2 separate regions of the Homo sapiens genome follow, and region 1 is linked to region 2. The links are chromatin loops, found by intact Hi-C in ENCODE. Cell type or tissue: endothelial cell of umbilical vein. All regions are shown on one strand. Links, peaks and the distances in the headings refer to the core of each region. The heading gives the core; the rest is flanking DNA.

Region 1 (2,923 bases), core at 213-2,712, 100 kb after region 2:
AACGTATACAGGAGGTTGTGCATAGGTTATGTACAAGTACTAGGCCATTTTCATATAAGAGACTTGAGCATCTCTGGATTTTGGTATTGGGGAGGAGGAAACTGGCACTGATTTCCCTTAGATTAACCTTATCCAACCTGTGGCCTGCGGGCTGCATGCAGCCCAGGATGGCTTTGAATGCAGCCCAACACAAATTCACAAACGTTCTTAAAACATGATGAGATTTTTTGGTGATTATTTTAAGCTCATCAGCTATCGTTAGTTTAGTGTATTTTATGTGTGGCCCAAGACAATTCTTCCATTGTGGCCCAGGAAAGCCAAAAGATTGGACACTCCTGCCTTAGATACTGAGGGCCAACTGTATTCATTCATGTAACCTTTCTTGGCCTCATTGTCTTGATAAAGTGATATATATTCAGTGTTTTCACTAATGACCGTGTAACCATGTGAGTATTGTTCATTACTGGCTCACCTCCTATGATTAAATTTATTTTCTTGTTTAACTTAGTTTTTCTTGAAATTTATAAAGTTCTCATTAAATAAATGATGGTTCGTCCGTACAATGGACTACTCAGCACTAAAAAGGAGTGAACTACTGATTTACACAACACAAATGAAACAAATGCATTATGTTAACTGGAAAAGCCAGACTCAGCGTCTGCATAAAACATTCTGGAAAAGGCAAAACTACATAGGGACAGAAAATAGATCAATAGTTGTCACAAATTAATGGTTGGGGATGGGTTTGAATACAAAGCATAAAGCAATTTTTTTTTTTCTTGAGGGGGAGTGATAGAACTGTTCTTATTTTCTTATTTAGATTGTGGCAGTGATTACATAACTCTTAAATGTTTGTCAAATTTTATTCACAACAAACAGTGAAAATCTTACTGTATGTAAAATAAACAGCAAAAAAATATATGGCCCTATTTTTATCCATCTATTATGTATCATTCCTCAATATATATTGACAGTTTTGTAGATCTTACAAATACTGACAATGTAATTGAATTTCATGTAGCCTCTGGAATCTCTAGTGAAAAGGGAAATTAACATCCTAGTATTATGAAAATAGTTTTGGCTCCGTAGACCCCTTAAGAGATCCACTTTAGTAACCCTTTCTTAGAGAACTGCTAATGTAAATACATGAATAATGCTAGACAAAACACCTGAAAACATGTTCTTTCCCAAACTACTTTTATAAATTCTATAGGTATAGCTATATATTAATGACACAAAGTTTGTCAAATCATTTAATCAGTCATATTGTGTATAATTTGTAAACTGAGGAAGGGTACTGTTGGCTGTGTATATAGGTCATGATAAATATGACCTTTTTTGGCAAGTCAGTAGTTATACCCTAAGGAAAATGTAAGGAACCAGCTAGCAATAAAATAAAATTCTAAAGGGAAATCTCTTGTTCAGTTTTAGATTCTGTTGTACTTTAACACATAACTTGACAATTTCCTGCTTCTGATAAGAATCAGCTAAGTAACAATACCCAAGTGACTAAGTCCGGAAGTTTGGTTGGGGTACAGATCTCACAGTAAACAATGAAGGGGGAGAAAGTCCCCAATTAACTAACTTGGATATGCTGTAAGTAATGCAAAAAGACAAGGCAATTCATAAGATGATTTTATTCTCTTCAGCTTTTTAAACCCTAGTATCTCATCAAGTAATTTTAATTGGTAAATACTCTTACTAATGAAACAACTAATGAAACAGATCCCACCACTGGGAAAACAAAAAATTACAGGCTAGTCAGAAATAAAGGCTACTTAAAAATTAAGTTTTTCTTCTTTTTTTTTAAAAAATAGTGTAGGTCAAATAAAATTCCATCTAATTCTGTCCACTTTTGGAAATATCACTTTGAAATCATCCCCAATATGAGAAGGCACAAAATAATGACAAAGGCAAAAGTGCTGTGCATAGCACAATTCATTCACTTATTCACTCAACAAATGTTTATTGAGTAGTTAGTGGAGACTAGGAGACAGAGCAAAGGAATGAGAATAAAGAAAGATAAGCAAAAAGTTTGCTCTTAAAAAAACCTCAACTATAATTCTGTTTCTTTGACAAACTTATAAATATCTTAGGTATATAAGACATTACTGTCTATATGATTATTTTGTTAGGCATTACAGAATATTACTTATTACCCCTCTGAACTATAATAAACTGATCCAAGATCAGTATCATCATCCTATAATCTGAAGATTATTACATTTTATCTAAAGAAAGAAGCCATTATGTGACTACAAACGTAAGAGCAATAATCTTGCTAAATTATGAGCAATTAGATATAAACCACCAATTATGAAAACGTGTAACATAATGAATTTATTGTCATAATTAACACAGCAAACATGTAAGTACATTAATTGATCTAAGTCTTATATACTATATGGGAATTAAACATAAATGGCCTTATAGTTGATTGTAATCATATTTTTAAATTTCTAAAAAATTGTGGTAAAAACAAATGTTATGAACTGAATTTTGTCCCTTCAAAAATTCACACATTGAAGTCCTAACCCCCAGTAGTTCATAATGTGACTATATTTGGATATAGTGTCTTTAAAGAGGTAACTGAGGTAAAATGAGGTCGTTAAGATGGACCTTAATCCCTTATGACTCCTCTTCCTGGTTCACCTGGCTAGAAATATTGGCATTAAGTACATTCACATTGTTGTACAACCATCTATTTCCAGAATAATCTTCATCTTGCAAAACTTAAACTCTGTACCCATTAAACAGTAACTCCCCTGTATATAGATAGCCAAACTACCAGTCATGTATGAGAGAACAAAATCACTTTCAGATATGCATTCTAAAAAATTTAATTCCAATATATTTTTAACTCAGGAAACAACTAGAGGACGTGCTCCAGCAAAATGAAGGGTAAAGCAAGAAAAAGTAAGAC
Region 2 (2,923 bases), core at 178-2,677:
TATGTGAAAACAAACTCTTTGATGTCAACAAAGAGGAAAGGAGAGATCATGTCCTGATGTCAATGTTTGCATTCGTGAATCTAGTCATATCTGAAGTTACCTATCTATGGATTTTTCAGTTATTAAGCCAAATATACTCCTTTTCTTAAATCAGTCTGAGTTTAAGTTTTTGACACTTGTAAGGAAAAGCCCTATGTATCATAGCACAAAATAATTCCATTTATTAAACATCACAAAATGTCTAAAAATCCTCTTTCATATCTTTCTATACCTTGGTGTCACTCAGAATGTCAGCTGTGCTAAATCCCTAGTCTCACTCTCTCAAAACTCCCAGAAACCATCTCTCCTAGTCAGCTCATTCCAGGTCTTTTTTTCTTACTCCCTTACTCAAACTTTGCTGGTCGCCTTCCTTATCCCCACCCCATCCCACCTTCTCCAAAACAAAAAATCTGAGCCTTGCAGATCAGCCGAGCCTTCTGAGGCTCCTTTTGCTTCTTTACCTCTATTCCTTATTGAGATCAGCACAATTAATGCATGTCTGAACAACAAATGATCCTTTCTCTTTGGAAGGGTGAAAGTTTGGAAATATTTACATGTTAAATGTTCTGTTCTGGTCTCATTTGTATTCAGTACAAATAGTGTGTTTGCTTGGACATTAATTTTATTTGCAAATAGCTACAGCTGGGGGTCCCTTTGGGTAAGTCTTGCTAAGATACTGCATTGGTGGGTTTTTTGTTTATTTTGTTTTTGTTTTGTTTTTCAAGGGGATGGGGAAGGAATCAAAGTAGTCAAATCAGTTTGGTTGTTTTTACAAGCCCGAGAAATGGTCAAATTTTGGATTCAGACCAAGCACACCATAGTGTGCTAGAGGCAATTTAATGACTTCCTACCCTCTTGCCTTTTTCCCCCTCTTTGGGAACATTCTTGGATTTTCTACAGAAACAGCCAGAGGCTCTCAATTGACAATTGCCTCACTCAGCAGTTTCTTGTTAAGCACACTTGTCAGACACTGTTTCCAGGACTCTCTTAAGTGTCCTAAGAATATTGACTCATTCAAAAGCAGCCCAGCTGTAGTTGGGAGAGCACCAGCACTTGCTCTATAAAGATCTAGATTGTCTCTCTACCTCAAGAGGAATCCAAAATCCTGTTATGCTGGACTCTGAAATGATCCCCAGCCCTTTGGTGATCACACTGTTTATGAGCAGTCTGAATTCCATTCTTGGGTCTACCTAAACTAGCACCCTCGGGCTATGGGGCCCAGTGGGGAGACCACCTAGCATGCTGGCTGCCTGGAGCCCAGGGAACTGTCAAGATGGCTCTGGAAGACTTCTCGCCTTTTAAAAGCCCCGTATTTCTTTTACATATATTTTTGTCCTCATGAATTTTGCCAACCGCAATGGACTAAAATCTATTATAGCGTCCTGGAAAGGTGGGGAAAAGATGGGATAGTTGAGGAGAGTTTAATGAAGGGACTATTTAAAAAGGTGTGGATGGGGTTAAAGGAAACCTCTGGGCGTCATTACCCACTCCAGGCCTGAAGGGGCAAGGGTAGTTAGTGGTAACCAGAACCTGGAGAAAACTGCAGGAGAGGGCCACAGGATGGGAGTAATGGCTTTCAGATGAAGAACATAGCCACTGCTAACAGGGTGGCCCGCTGGGGATGCAGGGGAGGTCCTGAATCACATCCTGCCTTCTGATCTGCAGGTGCCTCCCACTTGCCAAAACCAATTGAAAGCCAGATTATAGTTGACGTAGCCCATAAAGGTCAGTCCTGAGTCACAGAGCAGAGTGGAGAGTGGGTCTGAAGGGACAGAGGAAAAACCAGCAAGCACCTCCTGTTTTTTCCCACAGCCAGCACCTTGGTTCAGCCCTTACCCTTTCTTGCCTGTCCCCTGGACCCATCAAATCCACTGCTTTTAATGACCAGTCTGTTTCCAAGAGGCTATATTCATTCCACTTGGGACTGGGGCATATGCACTTGGGTAGAAGAACCAGCTGTGCAGTGTCAAGACCCTTCCCTCAGAGACCTTATCAGTAAAATGGCGGGTGGACTCGGGGATGCCCGAAGACTTTTCCGGACCACGATTTTCCGATGCTGGACACATATTTAAACATGAAGGAATAGACTTGCGACTTTTAAGCGCAAACAATGGGTGGAAATGGACAGAAACTGCCTCCGTGCCCACTTGCAGCGGACTACGTAGCCCTGGCAGACAGGCAATTGCTTCAAACAAGCGCCCTCCAAGGGCGTAAGCTAGAGGGGCCCGGGCGGGCGCTTTCCCGTGGACCCTCCCACCTCGCGGGTAGAGGAAGTCCTTCAGTTCAGGCACAACCCTGAGCGTCCCCCGCAGTCTCCAACTCCGGCGCCAGTCAGGTTGTGGGGTGGGGGCGGCGGAGGGCGGAGAGCGCAGGCGCAGAGTCCGCGCGGCGGCGCCCCTCTCCCTCCGCAGTACTCCGGGCAGCGCCCGCCTCGATTTTCCCAGGCGAGGGCACGCCCGCGTCAGTCGCCTCCGGGGCACCTTCCTCGCCACGACACGCAGGTAACCGGGCCCCGGGAGCCGGTCGGCGGCGGCGGACTGGGACCTTGATCCTGCCTGCCCGGCCGCCCGACAAGGGAATGAGAGCGGACCCCGAACTCCACACACCCGCGTTTAGCCGCCACACCTAAGGGGCACAACAGTCTTTTTGGGTAAGGGCCGGGCTGGGGGCGACGCGCCCCGCCCGCTTTGCAGACTTCGGGGTGCTCTGCACGACGCCTGAAAGGCCGCGGGGCCCGCATTTCTCTGTGCTGCCCTCCTGGAGAACCGGGACACGGGGACGGGAGGGCCAGCATCGGCTACGGCCCGGTTTCCCGTTTCTTTCCGCTGTCGCGTGTCTGGGCCCTCCTGCAGCGTCCATGATGAAGGCCAGGGGCTGTTGCTTT

The links. A loop is a pair of places that touch in the nucleus more often than their neighbours do. Peaks named below come from ENCODE experiments on the same cell type or tissue, not always from the same donor. Only the 100,000 strongest peaks of a DNase experiment are listed, where the experiment ranks them.
Region 1: it touches region 2 in a loop (8-fold over the local background); 3 of 110 quality-filtered maps call a loop at or near these places.

What each region holds. Positions count from the first base shown.
Region 1 is chr3:136,918,449-136,921,371 of GRCh38, forward strand. The region is part of intron 1 of NCK1 (NCK adaptor protein 1); the gene reads left to right. Among named protein-coding and RNA genes, the nearest start is that of IL20RB, 38 kb to the right of the region's middle. In endothelial cell of umbilical vein, for the core only: no CTCF peak of the experiment used is centred there; a DNase peak (open chromatin) is centred at 1,523; H3K27ac peaks cover 2,140 bases.
Region 2 is chr3:136,816,675-136,819,597 of GRCh38, forward strand. It overlaps SLC35G2 (solute carrier family 35 member G2), which reads left to right and starts at 2,452. Exons shown (of 2, transcript NM_025246.3): 1 at 2,452-2,923. RefSeq lists a silencer at 2,477-2,536. In endothelial cell of umbilical vein, for the core only: a CTCF peak has its summit at 1,583; DNase peaks (open chromatin) are centred at 1,737 and 2,277; H3K4me3 peaks cover 889 bases; H3K27ac peaks cover 1,525 bases.